4 separate regions of the Homo sapiens genome follow, and all the other regions are linked to region 1. Evidence: chromatin loops called from intact Hi-C (ENCODE). Cell type or tissue: ascending aorta. All regions are shown on one strand. Region 1 overlaps MRPS6 (mitochondrial ribosomal protein S6). Region 2 has its middle 16 kb from the start of KCNE2. Region 3 holds the start of LOC124905013 (a long non-coding RNA gene). Region 4 has its middle 21 kb from the start of LINC00310.

Evidence for each region. A loop is a pair of places that touch in the nucleus more often than their neighbours do. Peaks named below come from ENCODE experiments on the same cell type or tissue, not always from the same donor. Only the 100,000 strongest peaks of a DNase experiment are listed, where the experiment ranks them.
Region 2: it touches region 1 in a loop (4-fold over the local background); 25 of 110 quality-filtered maps call a loop at or near these places.
Region 3: it touches region 1 in a loop (5-fold over the local background); 3 of 110 quality-filtered maps call a loop at or near these places.
Region 4: it touches region 1 in a loop (4-fold over the local background); 30 of 110 quality-filtered maps call a loop at or near these places.

The regions. Positions count from the first base shown.
Region 1 is chr21:34,126,508-34,131,507 of GRCh38, forward strand. All of the region lies in intron 2 of MRPS6 (mitochondrial ribosomal protein S6), which reads left to right. Among named protein-coding and RNA genes, the nearest start is that of LINC00310, 52 kb to the right of the region's middle. RefSeq lists an enhancer at 3,139-3,683. In ascending aorta, a CTCF peak has its summit at 2,755 (motif pointing right); DNase peaks (open chromatin) are centred at 1,814, 2,354, 2,784, 3,254 and 1 weaker place; H3K4me3 peaks cover 2,823 bases; H3K27ac peaks cover 5,000 bases.
Region 2 is chr21:34,345,554-34,350,553 of GRCh38, forward strand. No RefSeq gene overlaps it. Among named protein-coding and RNA genes, the nearest start is that of KCNE2, 16 kb to the right of the region's middle. In ascending aorta, a CTCF peak has its summit at 2,552 (motif pointing left); DNase peaks (open chromatin) are centred at 588 and 2,548; H3K27ac peaks cover 2,748 bases.
Region 3 is chr21:33,965,663-33,970,662 of GRCh38, forward strand. LINC00649 (long intergenic non-protein coding RNA 649) reads left to right here. Exons shown (of 3, transcript NR_038883.2): 3 at 3,575-5,000. It overlaps LOC124905013 (a long non-coding RNA gene), which reads right to left and starts at 2,802. Exons shown (of 2, transcript XR_007067847.1): 1 at 2,571-2,802; 2 at 1,439-1,688. In ascending aorta, no CTCF peak of the experiment used is centred here; DNase peaks (open chromatin) are centred at 3,059 and 3,539; H3K4me3 peaks cover 1,383 bases; H3K27ac peaks cover 3,637 bases.
Region 4 is chr21:34,199,404-34,204,403 of GRCh38, forward strand. No RefSeq gene overlaps it. Among named protein-coding and RNA genes, the nearest start is that of LINC00310, 21 kb to the left of the region's middle. RefSeq lists an enhancer at 4,254-5,000. In ascending aorta, a CTCF peak has its summit at 2,727; DNase peaks (open chromatin) are centred at 986, 1,889, 2,678, 3,422 and 1 weaker place; H3K4me3 peaks cover 2,066 bases; H3K27ac peaks cover 4,754 bases.

The DNA of each region.
Region 1 (5,000 bases):
TGAGGCGTTGCTAGGCAACAGGAAATGCACAGTGGCTAGGCTTCTTCCACAGTCATAATAACAATGAGGGATGGAGAGCATGTGTGTCTGTCTGTCTGTTTCTTTTAAACTTAATCACAAATGGGTGTGGTTTTAACAGCGCAGTTATGGATCCTTTTGCCTTTTTTGTTGAAAGAGGAGCATATAAAAACTGTCCGAGAGTCATTAGCGCAGTTCTTGGATGGAAGGCAGTGAAGAAGTCAGTTTCTCCACTCATGTAGTACTTCCAGGGGTTTCTGCCCTTTTTTCAAGTAGAGGATTTGACTTTGTTGAGAGTTGGCATGACCAGCATCCTAGGATCTGCACTAACACGTAGCCTGAGTAATGCTGACGTCACTTGTCTGAGGACCAGGCTCAAGAACTGCTGTGTTCACTCAGTTCATTTTCAGACCTCTGTGTGCAGTGGTGGGGGTTGGGGGTGGGTAGCCGTTTCTCTTTATGGGTGGAATAAATTCAGGTCCTGGAGGAGCCCACTGGGACCAAGCCAGAACTGCTGAGAACACTAGCCCTACTTCTGGGTTCCCCCCTGGCAAAGGTGCATGTGCCTCGCTGAGGAATATGTTGCAGTCACTTAGTTCATTGACTTTTAAAGATTTTATTGCTGGTTCTTTTACTTTCAGACTCCTCAACAAACAGAAGCAGTGTTCTGTATTACATATGTGTATTATATATAGACACAGAAAGGTAGTGCCCAGCTGCAGTGGGGGAGGTTCATGCTTTAAGCCTATTTTCTGGGATAAATCAGTGTCTGGTATTTATTTGTTAAAGGTAATGTTTTTTAAAGTGTGGTCTCTGAAACGCTAATTCCGTAGAGATGCTCCATCAAAAAAGGAGAAGTAGGGTGTGTGTGATCAATTAGATGTGGGAAGCCTTACATGATCGAATTCCTTCTAGAGGTTCACAGTGCACATTGGCACATAAATGATGAGAAGCCCTTCAGTAAGATCCGTTCATTAATTCACTGTATTTGATTATGCTACATTTTATTTCTATAATACTCGTGAACATTCTCCACAGTGACTTTTGGGAAATGAGGATGTGAGAGGCAAGTGTAGTTTGAAGTTACCCGAATAAAGATTTGGAATTGGGCGATAACGTTTATGTGTCTGCAGTGTGGAGCTTAAGGTTAGTCTGATATTCTCTTGGCTTCAGGCAGTGGCCCCATAATCACTAACCCTAACCATGGCAGTACCAGGTATTTTGTTCATTTGGCAAATTCTTTATGTGCATTAATCCATAGCCACAGAAAGTGTTAGAAACATGTAATAAGTGGATTATGTACTGGGAGACTTGCTTTTCTGAAGTGGTTGAGAAGAAACAGTGGTTTTATTGGTTACACGTTTAGCATTCAAAGTTTTGGCTCTTTTTGAACAGCCCTAGAGGCTATGACACGTATCCGAAATTACGGCAAGGCGCTGATTTGAAACCTGACAGTGGTGTGCGAGAGCCAGCTTTTGGCTGGCTAATGGAGTGAGCCTAGATGTTTCTGAGAGTCCACATTCTATCATGGTACTGTTGGTATCGTGTGTTTGTTGCTTTTACGTTTTGTGGGGAGAAATGGTATGTCCTAGTGGTGTCCACAGGTCTCAGGTTGATTCTCACAATTGTCGTGGTTCCTGGTCTCAAGGAGTTTTCAGTCTAATCAGAGAGTTGGCTGCATAATGCTAACCTAGGCACCGGCTGAGGGAGTGTGTGTGAAAGTGCCCAGCACAGCAGGAGTAAAGCTAAGCCTGGGGCTGACGGGTAGGTATCTCTGTTCCAATGACTTCACTGTGTATTGGGCAATTGCCTCTACTGTTCTCCCATGCCCAGCCCCCTCCGCCCCCCAAATCAACCGCCTTATCACGTACATGCCCAGTAGGCTGGAAGAAAAGAGTAGGTAAGGGAGAGCCTGTTGCTTTAGGGTTATCTGGGAAATCTGCCCAGAGGAGGAGGAGAGTATACTTTGGAAATGATACCTGATGTTTATTATTATATCAAGACTGTTTCCAGTTTATGCCAAAAATAAAAATATAGTCATTATATTTCAAATATTAGTTTGGTCAGACTCCACTTTAGAAACAGGTTGTGTTCCAGAAATTTGCCTGTAAGTCTGTTGTTTATAACTGAGAACTTATTTTCCCAGTGGAACAACTTGATGGTTAAGTTCCCAGACTAGTCCACAGAGATTTTCTTAATTCATAATCTCTGAAGGTCAGTAGAACTGGGGGAGTCATGCGTGTTCAGCTGAGGACCATTTTAAACCTGTTTTTGAAAATGCAATTCAGTGTTCCCCTTGGCAGCAGAATGGGGCCTGGATTGGGCCACCCTTATCAGGGATTGGGACAATATCTCAGCCCTCTAACTTGTTAACACTAAATAAATCATTGGTGCATGACCTGGAGCTGGGTGGCTCAGAGGCCTGGGAGTCACTCCCAGCTCTGGATTTGCTGGGGTCTCTTTCAGGTCCCCGAGATTACCTCCCCTTTGTGTCTGCACGTGCTCACCCTGACACCCTCATCTGCTCTGCGGGACAGACAAGGTGTTGGTGTGGAAAATTCTTACTGTATTCCTGGGCGTTTGGAAGGGGAAGATGTCATTTATGTTAGAGGGAGCAATGACAGGAGAGGCTCATTTAGACCCGTGCTATAAAGGGGCAGGCATCTTACTGAATGATAGTAACAGTCACCCTTTGCCAGAACCACGTCACTCACTCCAGGGCTGCACGGAGCTTATGGTTCTCGGTTCTCTTTCCACTAGATGGGGCTGAGCTGAGACTGAGAGGAAACTATACAAAAAGTGCGGTCGTATTTCAGCGTTGGGCTTGTGCTGCTTTGTAAAAGGATGCCTCTGCTCTGTTTCTACCGGGTCTGATTTTATGGCAGTGAGATTGGGCTGGCTTCCAAATGCCTGTGTATAAGAACTCTTAAGTAGAAGGTGTTTTTCTTGCCTGTTTTGCCCGTTCTTTGCCTGTTCTCATCTGCTTTAAAATTTGGATAGGTGCTTATAGCAGAGATCTGCTGGCCTACATATAAGATGCCCTTCTATTTACGGGTAAGCAGAATGATAAAAATAACCAGCTCCATGGTGAATCAGTGGAATTTTACTGACTCGCTTCCCAAATGTGTCTGCAGCTTACTCCATGAGCACTGGCACCCTCTCTAGAGGAGATTGATTCTCCTCTGTAGTTTTCCCGTTAGCTAACATTTCCATGTTCTCGTGCCTTTCTGCCAGTGTTCTGACCCCGTTCTCGTGTGTAGGTACTCCACACCAGGTTTTCAGACAGGGCTGCTGTGGCCTTGGAGGTTTCTTTTTAGTGGCAGTGCCCCAAGATTTGTAAGGATTCTGCAGCAGGTTTAGTGTTAGTGGTTTTGAAAATGTATGAGACCCAACAGATATAAAAAGAAATGGGGCTTTTCCATGCAGAGGGTACCTCAGTTTGAAGGTGAATAATTCACTGCCTCGGTGAAGCCTGAATGCAACAAGGTTTAACTGAGACGGTCTAGGAACTGGCATTTAGACAGATCTGTTTCCTATCTTCAAAAAGGCTCAAGGATGCTTCAGGGCTGCAAAGCCCTCCCATCCCCCTCCCCCATCCCCCCACCCACTGTGAGCCACTGAGTGCTTCAGTGGAAATTTCCACTTGTCTGCTAGGGAGAAGGGGAGGGTGAGAGAGAGACAAAGAATGTAACTCAAATTCAAGCAAGCTCTTTTTATGGAAAACTTGTAAATACAGGGTTAAGACAAAAGTGAATAAAGAAAATACAACCTTTACATTTAAGGGCACTGTCAGAAAATACAGTTTTCCCCCTGGACAACTAGGGGAGTCGGGGAAGGGCTGGCAGCACCGGGCAGTCTGCATGGTGACTGAATGGTGGAGGGGCTAGGCCTCTCCAGGGGAGGGGCAGAAGGGACATGAGAGCTGCTGGCTCTCTTACAACCATGCTGCTGTGAATGGAGTGTTTTTGGTGGCATTGTTTTCCAGTATTGGGGCACAGTCTGTCTTGGGGAAGCCATTTCTCTGAGTGTTTTCAGATCTCTAGAGGGTTTGGGCCATGTAGTAGAGAGTTTTGTAGCATGTGAGTGTCTTAAGAAATATAAAGGAGGGCACATTATCACCTGGAAGATCACGTGGGCAAGTTCTACCTAGGAAGAAGTTCACTATTGCTCCAGCTTTCAAACACTGTTATCTGCAGTGAGAAATGCATTAGTGTCCTGAACCTTTCTTGGTTACTTCTTGCCTGGCATCAGTCATCTCCTCACTTCCACTTCTGCAGAGTTAGTGTGGGTCAAAGTTACGTGCTTTTCTATAGAAAAGAGAGATGCTTTTGTGAAGCTGATAGCAACTTCATAGAAGTGGTGATTCTATAATTAGCACCACACATGTAAAAACAAACCTTTAAAATGTAAACACTGCTCGGCTTTGTGTTCAAGGCAATGTTGGTGCTTGCATGGACCCTGGCTACCTGGTAGGCGGAACCATGTCACTTGTGCCATGTAGCACATGGTCGAAGGTGCTGGGAATGTGTAACGTAATTAGATTTTAGACTGTTTTCCCAAAATGAGCTGTGTACTTATTGATTCAATCACCAAGAGTAGAAGTGGAAAATGGAAAACTAGCTATTTGGAGAGCTTTTGTTAAGTAAGAATGTCAGCTTTGGGGCATGTCTAGTCAGTTGCAATGTAGTCAAATCCAGACGTTTGTGCCTTGAGTGAGGAGTTGATCGTGAGTCCACGTGCGTTAGGACTTCTGGTCTTGTGTTTTGATTCTGCCTAGTTTGGCTGGGGAAGAAGCAGACACTGATAGCTCATTGTGGTTGTGGAGTCCTCTTGATTCTCTCTTTTCCCAGGGTCAGGAGGAAGTTGGGGCAGAGGGCTCTAACTCCCCTGGAGACACTGAGCCCCTTTTCTGGTCACCTTCCCTTGAACAGCAGCTCCTCTGATTGTTAGAATGGTTTCTCCATGGCAACCTTCATGAGGAT
Region 2 (5,000 bases), 220 kb after region 1:
TGAGTCACAAGACTGGGGGTGCAGAGGTGTGAAGGGAATGGTGGGTTCAGGATCAGCGTTCGGAGGGAATGTTTTATTGGGCTGTGCATCTCCTGACCCTGGAACATTCAAGCCTCCTTACTGACCCAGACAGTGGGTGGCTGATGGGAACCATATGCTGGAAGTCTTCCGGTGGGGCAGGAAGGGGCCTCATTCCAAACCCCATGCTGAGAAAGGAGCTGGCCGGCTCGGACCACTTATTGTCCCCTGCTGGGAGGGGTGACGCTGCGGCTTGCTGGACTATCTCCCCTTTGATGAAGAATGCCATCCTCTGGGATGGGCGGCAAAGAAAGGGCCAGCCTGTGACTTCTGTCAGCTCCCCCGCTGCATCTTAGATGTGCCTATCCTGGGAGATTTCCGGACCAGAAAACTCATCTTTAAAAAGCTTCGTACCTGCCCCAGGTCCCGGGGGATCCCATGTCCCGTCCTCCCCTCCGGCCCCAGCTGCAGCAAATGTCTCCTAACAGGGGCCCAACTCCCAGTAGCCACCTTAATCACATGGCAGGAGTGTCTATTTTCGTTACATAAACAGAGTTGTCTACATTTGGATTCCGGGGCTGGCTACAGGAATTTGTAAACAGCGTGGTGTACGTGTTTCACAGAAAGTTGCCAGGCTGTGCTCTCTTTCCCACTGCCTGTTGTCCAGTTTTCCCTTTTATAGAGAGTCTGGCTGGGAAAGAGAGACAGAACTTATTTGGGAATAGAGGACAATCTCTCAGGCAAATTCCTCTCCCCCCACCCTAGTCACCGCTACCTCCTCGGCTTCAATTTTGAGGTCTGATTCAAAATTAAGACCCTTCTGAATTATGAATCCCTCCTAAATGCTAGCTTCTATAGATATAAATATAAACCTCATGGAAAACAAATTTGGGGAGATTTTATTCCCAGAAGGGTAACAAGGAATTTTGAAGTTTGAGGTAGATTTTAAAAACTCTTGGACACTGCTGTCCCTATCTGAGCTGAGATCCCACATAACATCATGACATTCCACTGGTCTCCTACTTCCCCCAGGAGCTGTCTTGAGCTTGCAGCAGAGGCTTTTAAGGCTCTGGAGTGAGGGCAGCAGTAGCCCCAAGGAAAAGAGGGGTGCCCACTTTTTCCTTTCATTTAATAACCATTAATGAAGCATCTATTGAGATTAGATTCTGTGTTCAGCACTGTGGGCCTGAGAAGATGTTTAACACAAATCATTGGTGTCAAAAAACTGCAGCGAGGCCGGGCATGGTGGCTCACACGTGTAATCCCAGAACTTTGAGAGGCCAAGGCCGGCAGATCACTTGAGGCCAGGAGTTCGCCATCAGCCTGGCTAACATGCTGAAACCCCATCTTTATTAAAAATATGAAAATTAGCCGGGCGTCGTGGTTCACACCTGTAATTCCAGCTACTCGGGAGGCTGAGACAGAGAATCACTTGAATCCAGGAGGTGGAGGTTGCAGTGAGCCGAGATCGCGCCACTGCACTCTAGCCTGGGAGACAGAGCGAGACTACACCTTAAAAATCAGACAAACAAACAAACAAAAAACCTGCAATGAAAGATGGACTTGTTAAGAGTCACTGAGATGGATTTGGGATGGCAGAGTGGATTTGCTGAAGGAATGAATGAAAAATAGGTCTGTGACTGACAATGAAGCCTGTTACAGTGGTTGAAGTTGAATCTGCATCTTAAATTCAGTGTAGGCTAACTTTTGCTCTAACCGAAAGCTAGGGTCACAAGCCATCCTGCTTTGCCTGGGACTAATGGGATACTCAGGACACAGGATGGAAAAGTTCTCAGGCAAACTAGTGCAAATTGGCCACCCTACTTAAAATTCAAAGAAAAGAGAACGAGGAAGAAAACTCCTGTGTAGGAACTATCCAAACTAGGAAAAATAACCATGAGAGGTCACTGGGACATGAAGCATATATGAGCAGTTATTTTTCTCCTTTTATGGGAGAATGAAGAAAAAGAAAATAATCTACCCATGTAGAAAGAAATAGAGGGAAATTAATGAGTTATGAGAAAATGGGCATTGACAATCAAAACAAAAGGGCTTACATTCTTAAAACATTCTCGAACAAACCTGGCATTAAACAAAGCTACTGATACATTTTAACTTCATCTGCACAGATAACTGCAAAGAAATGCATGGCTTTTAATCACTCCAAATGCTGTAAGGGTCTGAACACATCCATTTCCCAAGAGCATCTGTGTTCAGAACAGGTGAAGTTAGAATAAGCAGCGGTTTAAAATAATGTTTAGTAAGAAAAGTTTAATGTTATACCTAGATGTTGTATTTCTTTACCGGTTGCTGTAAAGTGTATCCTTTTTAGAAAGACGTGCAGATGTTAATAGTTAATGATTTTCAAGGAAGCAAGGATGTCTGCTATTTTAATAAAGAGCTTACTGTGCTAGAAATGTCATAGTTAGTCTGGAAGCATGCACCGTGATGTCAGATCAGTTGAGGGCTCTGGCAAAGTGTAGCTGGTCCCTTGGATTAATAAAGCTCAGATTTGGCGCCACCTGGCGGCAGCTACCCAAATTTCAGGTACAGAACCCAGGAAGAGAGAAACACATCGCGCATTTTAAGCTTAGCCAGTGGCAGAAGGCCAGGCGCGGTGGCTCACGCCTGTAATCCTAGCACTTTGGGAGGCCGAGGCAGGAGGATCGCTTGAGCCCAGGAGTTGGAGACCAGCCTGGACAACATGGCGACATCCCATCTCTACAAAAAATACAAAAATTAGGCGTGGTGGCGCGTGCCAGGCTGAGGTGGGAGGATCTGTTGAGCCCAGGAGGTCAAGGCTGCAGTGAGCCCTGACTGCAACACTACACTCCAGCCTGGGTGATAGAGTGAGACCCTGTCTCAAAAAAAAAAAAAAAAAAAAAAAAAAAAAAAAAAAAAGGCAGCAAAGGCCATTTCTATCACCAAAAGCAATATTTTATGCATTTTTGAATTGTGAGTTGTGCAAAAGAACCTGGGTCCTCTTGTCCAAAACTTTTCATTCAGAGTATGAGTTTTTGTAGCCTTTTTTTCTCAGCTGTCAGATGAGGTTCTTTGTAACTACCTTGCAGGGTTGGCATAAAACCAGAGCCATGGTATATAAAGTTTCTTACACCATGAAATACTACGCAGCCACAGAAAAGAACAAGATCAAGTCCTTTGCAGGAACATGGATGGAGCTGGAGGCCATTATCCTTAGCAAACTAACACAGGGACCAAAAACCTGATACCGTGTGTTCTCACTTATAAGTGGAAGCTAAATGGTGAGAACCGATGGACACAAGGAGGGGAACAACAGACACGGGAGCCTACTTGAGGGTGGATGGTGGGAGGAGGGAGGGGAGCAGGAAAGACAACTATTGGATACTAGGCTTAGTACCTGGGTGACAAAATAATCTTTACAACAAACCCCCATGACACAAGTTTATCTATATAACAACCCCTGCACGTGTACCCCCAAACCTAAAATATAAGTTTTTTTTACAAGAAGCTATTACTTTAAATAAATAAATAAATAAATAAATAAATAAATAAGGTTTCTTGCACATTGCCTGGCACTCAGGAGTTGCTCAATAAATGGGAGTAGCTGAGCTGGTAGCAATGGCTGCTGACGTTACTGATGGGCAGGGTGAACCTGAAAGTGCTGGCTGTGGGCTGTAGGTTCAGATTGCACTTGAACTTTGCTGCCACCAGTAATTTCCTGAGAGTGGATAATGCAGGGTTGCTTGAACAGTCGAGACACATGAGAATCTGAAAGTGCTGCTGGAGCCTGGGCTCTCTAACGGAAGCAGAGCACAAGGTCAAGTTTCCTGGGCAAGACCTTTCCCAGAGGCTCGAACAAGGACCTAAGTTCTTGCCCAACCTTTGACAAGTTTCCAGAGATGTTATGAAGAGGAGACAGTTCTTTCTGAGACTGGGCAAACAGGGAAGGTAGTGAAAAATGCTAATAATTTGTTTTGTTTTGTTTTTGAGACGCAGTCTCGCTTTGTTGCCCAGGTTGGAGTGCAGTGGCACCATCTCGGCTCATTGCAACCTCTGCCTTTTGGGTTCAAGTGATTCTCCTGCCCCAGCCTCCCCAGTAGCTGGGACTACAGGTGTGCACCACCATACCTGGCTAATTTTTGTATTTTTAGTAGAGACAGGGTTTCACCATATTGGCCAGGCTGGTCTTGAACTCTGAGCTCAGGCAATCTGTCCACTTCAGCCTCCCAAAGTGCTGGGATTACAGGTGTCAGCCACCACACCCAGCCTAAATACTAAGAATTTTTAAAGAAGGAATTGATGCTTATAGAATTTTGGTTCCTTTTTCTGTAGAATCAATAGGCTGGACTAGATCATCTTTAAGGCCCCATATAGTTGTTTTGTGTTTTTTTGAGACAGGGTCTTGCTCTGTTGCCCAGGCTGGAGTGCAGTGGTACAAGCCCAGCTCGCTGCAGCCTTGACCTCCTAGGCTCAAGTGATTCTCCCCCATCAGCCTCTCGAGTTGCTGGGACCACAGGCATGCACCACCACACCTGGCTAATTTTTATTTTTCTTTGTAGAGTCAGGAGTCTCACTACATTGCCCAGGCTGGTCTCAAACCTGGGCTCAAGTGATCCTCCCAATTCTGCCTCTTGAAATCCTGGGATTACAGGCGTGAACCACCACCCTTGGCTAATTCTAACATTCTTGAATCCTAAGAGTTCATGACCAAGGAATACAAAAAGCACAGCCCTGTTGGTGAGGATTTGGAGCAGCTGGATCTTCATTCATTACTGGTAGGGATGTAAAATGGTCTAGCAACTCTGAAAACTCATCTGGCAGTTTCTTATAAAATTAATCATGTACCTGCTATGTAACCCAGAGATTGCCCAAAGAAATGAAAATGTATGTTCACACCAAAACCTGTACATGAACTTTCATAGCATCTCTATTTGTGATAGCAAAAGCTGGAAATAACTCAGAGTAACAGATATTTAATGGTTAAATATTCATATGATGGG
Region 3 (5,000 bases), 160 kb before region 1:
TATTATGTGCGTAGCATAATTATTGTGTGTGTATTATGTGCGTAGCATAATATATTGTGTGTATTATGTGCGTAACATAATATATTGTGTGTGTATTATGTGCGTAACATATTGTGTGTGTATTATGTGCGTAACATAATATATTGTGTGTATTATGTGCGTAACATAATATATTGTGTGTGTATTATGTGCGTAACATAATATATTGTGTGTGTATTATGTGCGTAACATAATATGTTGTGTGTATTATGTGCGTAACATAATATATTGTGTGTATGTGTGTAACATAATATATTGTGTGTATATTATGTGTGTAACAATATGTTGTCTGTATATTATGTGTGTAACATAATATATTGTGTGTCTATTATGTGTGTAACATAATATATTGTGTGTCTATTATGTGTGTAACATAATATATTGTGTGTCTATTATGTGTGTAACATAATATATTGTGTGTCTATTATGTGTGTAACATAATATATTGTGTGTCTATTATGTGTGTAACATATATTGTGTGTCTATTATGTGTGTAACATAATATATTGTATATACATTTGAAAATATTGTATATATAAAGTATATAACATAAAAATCAGAAATAAACATAAGGAATGTAAGTATTGAAATTACATTGTGAGCTTGCTTTTTGTACTCAGACCTTCCCCACAGTGTTAGGATGGTTTCATTGGCAAATAAAAGAAACTGAACCCAACCCAGCTTAGGACTTCAGGAAAATTGATTGAATGATTGCTTGATTGCTTCTATGATTGAAAACGCTGCCTCACCTCCAGGCCTCCCTGGCTTGATGCCCAGAGGGGCAAAAGGAGCTTCTCTTTTCTCCCAGCAGTCACATGTCAAATCCTAGATGAGCTCAGGCTGGCCTTACTTGGACACACGCCCCTCCCTTGGGCCTTTGACTTAGCAGGAAGGATGGGGGGCTAATTAGCCAGAACTTGAGGGGGCCAGACACTGTGACTGAACCCCCAGAATCAATACCATCAGCTTTGGGGAGAAGCAGCTCCCAGGAAAAAGAAACAGTAATTGCCTATAATCTTGCTTTTCTTTCCATGCTGACAAGAGACATTTTCCCTGAGACTGACAGAAAGCGCTGTGTTATAAAGAACTAGTCCTTTCTCTTAGCTGTTTTCATAATTCCAGGTGTTTTCTGTTCCAGTCAAAAGACTCGAGAAAAGAAAAATTTCCCAAGAGAGAGGATCAACTTCTTCTTTATTTTGGGAACAGTAGCTAAAATGTGGTCTCTGGACCCAGGCTAACCTAGATTTCAACACTGCATCTCCTGTGGAGTGTAGGAACTTGGGAATTTAGGTCCAGTTGGCCTTCACTTTCCCTGTTTGCAAAACAGAGATAAAATTATACCCCTCTTAGTTTTATGGTAAGGATTAGATAAAATAACACGTATTACCAAATAGCACAGTTCTTGGTAGATTTTCTTTTATTTACTTTCTCCTTCAAATACCCACTGGGTAATTTTTTACCCCTCGAGAAGCCTTGGAAAAGCAGTGATACTGGATGCATTCCCTTATCTTATCACTTGTCACATTCATTATGCTGAAATCATTCATTTAAGTGTGACTCTCTCTTTTATTTTCCATCAGGCGGCAGGTTCCTTGAGATCCAGGGCCATGTGTTATCCGTTTTGATGTCCCCAGTGTCAGACTTAATGCCTGGGAACACAATAGGAATTCAACCAATGTGGAGCTGCTGAACTATTGAACCACCAGATAGAGCTTTTGAGGGTGACCGATCGTTATTGCCTTTAGAAAAGCAAGATTGGTGGGTTACACCCACACAGAGCCAAGTTAGACTATTTTCTGGAATTTGTTTAACCCAGGGTATGTATTTACCTGGACCACAAAGAGAATGTTGATGTGACCAAGTCATCTTATAGGGGAATGGCAAGGAAGGGAAGAGGCAACAGGGAGTTACATGGCTGGGTTGGAATCTTAACTCTCCCGCCTACTTGCTTGTGGAATCTGAAGCAAGTTTTTTCATCTATTTCTACCTCAGTTTTCTGATTTTTAAAATGGTACAATAATACCAACTACATGGGACTATTGGGATAATTAAATGAGACAATGTATTTAAAAAGCCACTGCAGGCCGGGCGTGGTGGCTCATGCCTGTAATCCCAGCACTTTGGGAAGCCGAGCAGTTGGATCACTTGAACTCAGGAGTTCGAGACCAGCCTGGGCAACATGATGAAACCCCATCTCTACAAAAATACAAAAAAATTAGCCGGGCATGGTTGGCATTTGCCTGTAGTCCCAGCTACTCGGGAGACTGAGGTGGGAGAATCGCTTGAACCTGGGAAGCAGAGGTTGCAGTGAGCCAAGATTGCATCACTGAACTCCAGCCTGAGACCCTGTTTCAAAAAAAAAAAAAAAAAAAAAAAAAAAAAAAAAAAAAAAGCCACTGCCTTGAGGCATCAACATACAATATGGAAGAGTCCCTGAGCTGGGGCCACAGGGTTTGCTTGGTAGGCACTGTGTTTGTAGGAGTACAGTCTTAACTGCTGTAACAAAGGGGCTCCAAAGTACAGTGACTTACCAAGAGAGAAGTTGATCTGTTTCCATGTCACAGTCTGGAGGTCAGCAGGTCAGGGCTGCTGGGGTAGCTCCACATCCTTAATACGTGCTTTCCATTTCTGTGTCTAAGGAGATACCCTGGTTCTTCTCCTCTCCTTCCAGCAGTGGAAAGGGGGAAAGGGACTGGGCACAAGGGGTCGATGATACTACCAATTTTTTGAGGGCAAGATCAGGATGTGACCCTCATCACTTCTGCTGGCTTTACCTCGTCACATGACCATGGCTACTGCAAGGGAGACTGGGAAATGTAGTCTTTGGCCAGGCAGCCATGTTGCCAGCTAAAATTTATACTACAGAAGTATAGAAAAACAAAAATTGGGAGACAACCAGCCACCTGCCATAGCCACTTAGGACCTCACGAAAAAAGGCAAGAGTGATAGTTACCTCTCAAAAGGGCTCTTTGCTGGGTTCCCTTGGCAGCAAGTGCATAGTACAAAGTCTAACTCCCCATGAACCAGAAGGGAATTCAGGAAATGATTCAGGCTCCCTGGCTGACTCAAACACTCAGGATCCTGGAGAGAAAAGTAGCCATACACCCATTTGGGGCTTGGGGTTTAGTTTATAATAATAATAATGACTTTGGCACAGAAAACTTCCTGAGGGTTAATGAATGACTGGCTTGGATTAATAGCCCAAATCACTGCTGAAATCTATCAACTCCTTCCAGCTTCATATTAATCTACAGGAAATTCTTTGTATACCGAGCTATTACAGCTTCAATCTCACAAAATAAAAATGAATGGATGTTTCATTAGAACTTGGAAAAAAACTTGATCACCATTGTGGGTGGCCACCATGCTGTTATTATTTTTTTTCCAGGCACATTTCCTGCATTTCCTCCGGTTCTCTTTCTGGCTTCAATTTGCTGCAGTGGCAACAGCAGCAGCTGGCCCTCTAGACTAACATCTCCTTGCTATTTATAATACACTTTGCAATGCTCATTATTTCTTAACTTTGTCTTCCCAGATAGACTGGGAGCTCCATGAGGTCCGAGACAACCTGAAGACGCCCAGCTCAGCAGAGACTGGCTACGGCAATCACTCAGTAACTATTTGTTGAATTGGACATAATAGAAGAGCTGAAGAATTTTAAACAAGTCACCATCAGTGCAGTGGATTCCTCAAAGCAAACCTGGAAATCTCGGCATGAGTTGGATTTAAGGCAGTACATTTTCAGCTCCTGAAAATTTGAACAGTTTCTCAAGAGAACAACTTGAAACAGAAAGGCAAGGATGTAGATGTGGTTGTAGAAGATGATGTCTGCGGCCACCAAACTGTCCACTGTGAAGACAAACCATGCATGTTTAGTAGGCAGTGGCTCCTCTTCCCTGTGGGGAGTCCCACTGCTTCCCTGGCCTGGGTGTTCTCTGCCGGTAGATGTTATTGACAAAATAAGCAAAGTCCTCTGATTCTGAGAATTAGAGTTAATGATAGCTCTAGATTGCCTCTGCCATGCTATTTAAAGTCCTGCTTTATTGTCTGACATGAGTTCGGCATCTATGAGGACTTGTCCAGTGCAAAGTACAATCTCCACTGAAAGATATCACCAGCACATCTTGTCACTGTGCTGTAGCAAGCTGGGCAGTACAATGATGTTGGCAGGATCCTGTTTAGGTGGAGGATGGCCACCTGGGCATCAAGAATCTTCTACCCTGATTCCACATTGACTCCCCAAAGTGGGCTTCAGACAGCTCTTTACTTACGTCTTCTGATTAAAGCAGCAGACAGGGTCCCAGCTAGAGAAAAGTTCTGGGAGCAGGAGAGGTGTTGGTGGCTTTAAAACCAGGGGTGAAGATTGAATTAGGAGGTTAGGCAGGAGTAGGATCAAAGACTTAGAAAATGCTTGTTTCCTCCTATTATTCTTATGAGAGCTGATACGGGGCTTTCAGTTTTGGGGGAGAGCCTTGGAAGAGAATGAGGGAATTTAATCAACTAGCGGGACCTTTCCAACTTACATTTCCCAGTGTTTGTTGGATGATACGTTTGCCTAATAAGTTAAAGCTTCCAAAAATAGAAAGGAAAGCTTGGTGACACTAAGCTCTGGCATGCTGTCATCTTCTGGCTAGGGGTCTTGTGCTTCTGTTTTTCTATTTCTGACCAAAGACATAAAATGTGTTGTGACCTCTCAGGTAATGCTGTGGTATCATGTCCAAGCAGTAACTAACCAGAGTGGAGTTTTTACAGGTAAAAAAGTATTGAATAGCTCAGCAACAGGGAGGACTTAATGATAAATTGCTTTTTCAGAAAATGACAAGGGGACAGACACTTGCGGTTCTTCCATTGAGAGCCTTAAGGAAGTTAAGCGAAGCCTCTGCTCACCCCTTCAAGTAACGATGACCCATCAGATCGTGGTCATAACCAGTAGCATCTGAGGCACCCCTAAGCTCTCTGGG
Region 4 (5,000 bases), 73 kb after region 1:
TGAGAAGCCTGTATTGAATTGCTTTTCTTTAAGTTGTATTTTGTGTTTAGTTGAAGTGCCCAATCCTCCCATTCAGTTTTCAGGGGAGGCAGGTGTGGTGGTGGTGCACACCTGTAGCCCTAGCTACTCTGGAGGCTGACGTGGGAGGATTGCTTGAGCCTAGTGAGCCGTGATTGCAGCTCTGCACTGCACTGCACTGGCGGGGTCGCAGCAAGATCCTGTCTCCAAAAAAAAAAAAAAAAAAGTTTTAAGTGGTTTTCATGGTGCCTCAAGGCTCTTCTGCCTGTAGGACTGACTGCTGTGCAGGGCTCTGGCCCTGGAGTTTAGATTAACAGCAGGAAGCCTCTTGTTTACATGGATCCACATGGCTGCAGCTTCCTAGCCAAGGGACCTCAGGACAGTACAAGGTTCTGTTCCTGGTTGACGCTCCAGTTGGTGCTGGGTGGGCCTCAGGTTGCCTCAGTTTTAGCTGTATGTTTGAAAAAGTGATGCCCTAATGATCCACTCTAGAAATAAGGCAGAGAGAATCAGGAAATAGGGTTTTTAAGTTGCTCAAACATCGCTCCATAGATTATCACATTTACTCCTTGGGCAGGTTTTTTCTTTATTTTATTTATTTATTTATTTTGAGACAGAGTGTCGCTCTGTCTCCCGGGCTGGAGTGCAGTGGTGCCATCTCGGCTCACTGCAACCTCCGCCTCCCAGGTTCAAGTGATTCTCCTGCCTCAGCCTCCCCAGTAGCTGGGATTACAGGCGCACGCCACCACGCCAGGCTGGGCAGGTATTTTTATTATTAGCCCCGTTAAAAAGTTTTTTATCGAGATGAAATTCACATAACATAAAAGTAACCATTTTAAAGCATGCACAATCCAGTGGCACTTAGTACCTTCACAGTGTCATGCAGCCAGCTCCTCTATCTGGTTCTAAAACATTTTCATCACCCCCAGAGGAAACCCCATGCCCATTAAGCAGTGACTTCCTATTCTCCCTGCCCCCAGCCCCTGGCAACCACCAGCTGTGTTTTGTCTCTGTGGATTTACGTGTTCTGGATATGTCACGTAAATGGAATCACAATATTTCATCACATATTGTGTGTGGCCTTTTGTGTCTGTTTTTATCACTTAGCATGTTTTCCAGATTCATCCATGTTGTAGCAAGTGTCGTAATTTCCTTCCTTTTTTATGGTTGGGTAATATTGCATTTTCTTCATTCGTTGATGGACACTTGGATTGTTTCCACTTTTGGCTCTTGTGAATAATTCTGCCTTGAACATTTGTGCACAAGTATCGTTTTGGGTACTTGTTCTTAATTCTTTTGGGTATATGACTAGGAGTGGAATTGCTGGCTCATAGGGTAATTCTCCATTTACCTTTTGAGGATTTATTAGCCTCTTTTTAAAAGTGAGGAGTCTGAGGCTCAAAAAAAATTATAAGTTGTCTAAAGTCACAGGAGAAGTATATGACGGGCCTGGCGTGGTGGCTCATGCCTGTCATCCCAGCACTTTGAGAGGCCGAGGCAGGTGGATCACCTGAGGTCAGGAATTCGAGATCAGCCTGGCCAACATGGTGAAACATCATCTCTACAAAAATACAAAAATTAGCCAGGCATGGTGGTGAAGGCTTGTAGTCCCAGCTACTCAGGAGGCTGAGGCATGAGAATCGCTTGACCTCAGGAGGTGGAGGTTGCAGTGAGCTGAGATGGTGCCACTGCACTCCAGCCTGGGCAACAGAACAAGACTCCATCCCCCCCCAAAAAAAAAAAAAAAAAAAAAAAGAGGAAGAAGAAGTATATGACCCAGCCAGGATGAGGAACTGGAGTTCATACTACCTTCATTCAAGGGCCCTGACTGCCGGGAACAGCGTTCATTCACTCATCAAACATCTTGTGAGGGCCAGGGCTGCCTTTGTGGCAGATTTAACCATAGCTTTCAGAAAGGAGCTTCCTAATGCAGTCACTCCAGGAGCAAATAAAACAAGGGGCTATTTTAAATCAAAAATCAACACGACTGGCTCACACATAAATTCCATTAAGCCAACACTCTATTTGAACACGCTGCTGAGCCAGGCGTCTTGTCTTGCTGCATCTTTTAACTTGAAGGTGGGCATTTCAGCCTGCACAATAAGGTCCACTCCCCTTAGTTCTAATTTCCTGCCACCTTCTGCATTTCTTGTTCGACCCTGGGGGTGGGGGAGTACTGACTTGGTCCTGAATCACTGTCGCGATTGGGATCTGTGAAAGTCACTGCAGAAAGATAATTTAAGGGGTTAAATGTCAGGGACAGGAGAGAGTAAGGTCCTGGTTTTAGTTCCGGCTTAACTGGGGGATGAGGGAGATTAAGAGGAGGTGAGGGAGGGGGCAGGGTTTAGCTTGATAATCTTATTTTGCAGTGGTTTCTGGGGGGATTTTACGATGAAGAGGTAAATTCTAAGGTTTGCTGTCGACTGTTTCCAGCTCCCTGGCGCACTTTCCGTGCAGCGAGGGGACGTCCAAAGGCTGCAGCAGAGCTGGGTTAGAAAACAGGCTCCCACCCGCCCTCTACTCCCCTCCCTGGCCCCGCTGACCTGATTAATCAGAGCCCTGCAAAGCCCACTGAGGAGGGCTCCTGGCTAATCTCATCTCCGCACCCACGCGGGGACAGACACCTCCGCTCGGCCAATGAGACGCAATTCTGCAAACTCGGCTGAGCGGTGGAAAATTCCATGCTCTCGGCGCTGCCCTCGGTGGCGGCCCTGGCGGGATCGCGCGCTCGGAATGCCGCAGCCCGGCCGCCGAGTGGCCACCAGCTGGGGAAGAGCTGAGCGAAACCGCCCCGGGGTCCAGGCGTTTTGCCACGAGTCGCCGTGCGACAAGTTGGGGTCTCCCTTGTTCTCCCACCTCTCTGCACCAAAAGCTCTTGAAGCAAATTAAAGAAAGCAGGCGATGCTTGTATCATTGCGGAGTGGGGAATGGAGCTGGGGGACAAATGGTGACATTCTCCCTCCCTCCGTGTGTGTGTGTGTGTGTGTGTGTGTGTGTGTGTGTGTGTGTGTGAGAGAGAGAGAGAGAGAAAGAGGCCACAGTCCTCCACCCCCACGCTTGCCCACCCAAGTTATAAATCCTGCCTGTAATTGTCCCCCTGCCTCCACCAGGCTTTCAACCCAGAAATCGTGGGGGAGAATGAAGGAGGCACCTTTCTAGATCAATCCACCTATGAACTATGGTGCCCTTTTAGAAGTGGCCGGTGGGTCCTAGAGAGCAAAGGGTGATGAGTTCGCAAAGGTGGACGAAGGAGACCAAGACCAGCAGTCAAAACCAATGGAGCAAGACCGGTGCCATGATTCAGAGACGCACAGAAAATTCCAGGGCCACCGAGAAGGGACACGTTGCGCATTCTGCCAGCGCAGGGGAGGAGGGGATGGAGGCGAGATGGAGGACAGGACTTTGCCAGCCAGGGAAGGGGGAGGCGCCCCGAGCCTGCGTTCCAGTCCCCGGAGCTGGGGCCGCAGCTTTTCCGCGAGGTTGGTCTGTGTTAGGAAATCCTATCTTTCTTAACTCTGTGTGAATTATGGCAATACCTCCCTGTTATTTCAGAGGATCCAGGCCTGTTTCTGCTCCTTGCAAATGTGAAAGACCCTGGTGAACGCAGTCCAAAAATTTAGAATGCGACCTGGTGCACAGCGCTCAGCTCGAGGAGACTTACAATGGTTTCTTCTGCCATCTGCATCGGGCAGGGGTGGGGAACTGTGGGCCCCAAGCTATCTGGGAGGAGGGAAGAGAAAGAAAGGGGGAAATACAGGTTCTTGAAACAAAGTAGGAAGCTTCAGCAAGAATCCACGGAGAAGCCCTGAGGTTGAGTCTAAAGCCCTGAGGTTTAGTAAACAAAGCCCAGCACATGGGACCTGAAACCTGGATGCCCCGGTTCTGCTAGTGACCAGTTGAAGGTCCTGGGGAAATCTCACCCTTCAGAGTCTTAGTTTTCGCCTCTGTAAAATCAAGGTCATAACCATTTCTGCCCCATCTAATCGAGTAAGGTCTTTAGTGAGACCCAAATAAAATAAAACTACGTCTATGAAACAGTAAAGAAGTATAGGGAACTGTTTTTCATCCATGTGCACAAGCAATGTAAAATCTATGTTGTTTTAATTCGATTAACTTCAAGAAAGAGCCCCAGCTAAATTAATCAATCAATACATATATTAATATATTCAGTAAATATTTGTTGAGCACCTACTCAAGGCCCTGGAGGGCCTTGTTGAACCCTCCAGGCCCTGTTCTGTGCCTGGAGGGATACACAGCTGAACAAAACACAAAAAGCTCTGCTCTTAGAAAGCTTAGATTGGAGGAGACCGGTGATAAAATAAATAGGAAAAATCTTTTTTTTTTTTTTCCTGTTTAGGCAGTGGTAAGTGATATAGAGAAAAAGAAAGCAGGAAAGGGGGATGGGGAAATGCGGGGTGAGAGTGCTTTAGAATAGGGTGATGAGGAGGCCTCATGGAGAAGATACTCTTTGAGCAGAGACCTGACAGGGAGATGGGGGGGTGAGCTCCATGGATTTCTAGGGGAAGAACATTCTAGAAGTGGGCAGCCAGCAAGTGCAGTGGGTCTGAGGGGAGACGGTGGCCTTTCCTGTTGGAGGAACAGGAAGGCCGGCACTGTCCTTGGAGGGGTATGAGTGCCAGGGTCAGAGGCTGATGGGGGGGCAGGTCCGGATAGAGTTTGTAGGGCCTTGAAGGTGACCTGAAGGGCCGACTTTTGCAGTGAGTGTTCCTGACAGCTGGGGGGGGGCACGACTGAAGCTCTGCCTTGGGTCTTACCTGGCCGTAAGGCAACTCCATTTTTAGCTTGGATCCTGGCAGGCAACCAACAAGCATTTATTGCAGGGCTGGCTGTGTGTTCTCGGCTGCGCTGGGAGCTCTGTGAATATCCGGAGATATAACAGGGATCCTTAGCTTTGGGGAGGCCACAGACTTGCTGTGAATAGAATTTAGCTGCAAAAGGCAGTTAGTGACCAATGCAAGACT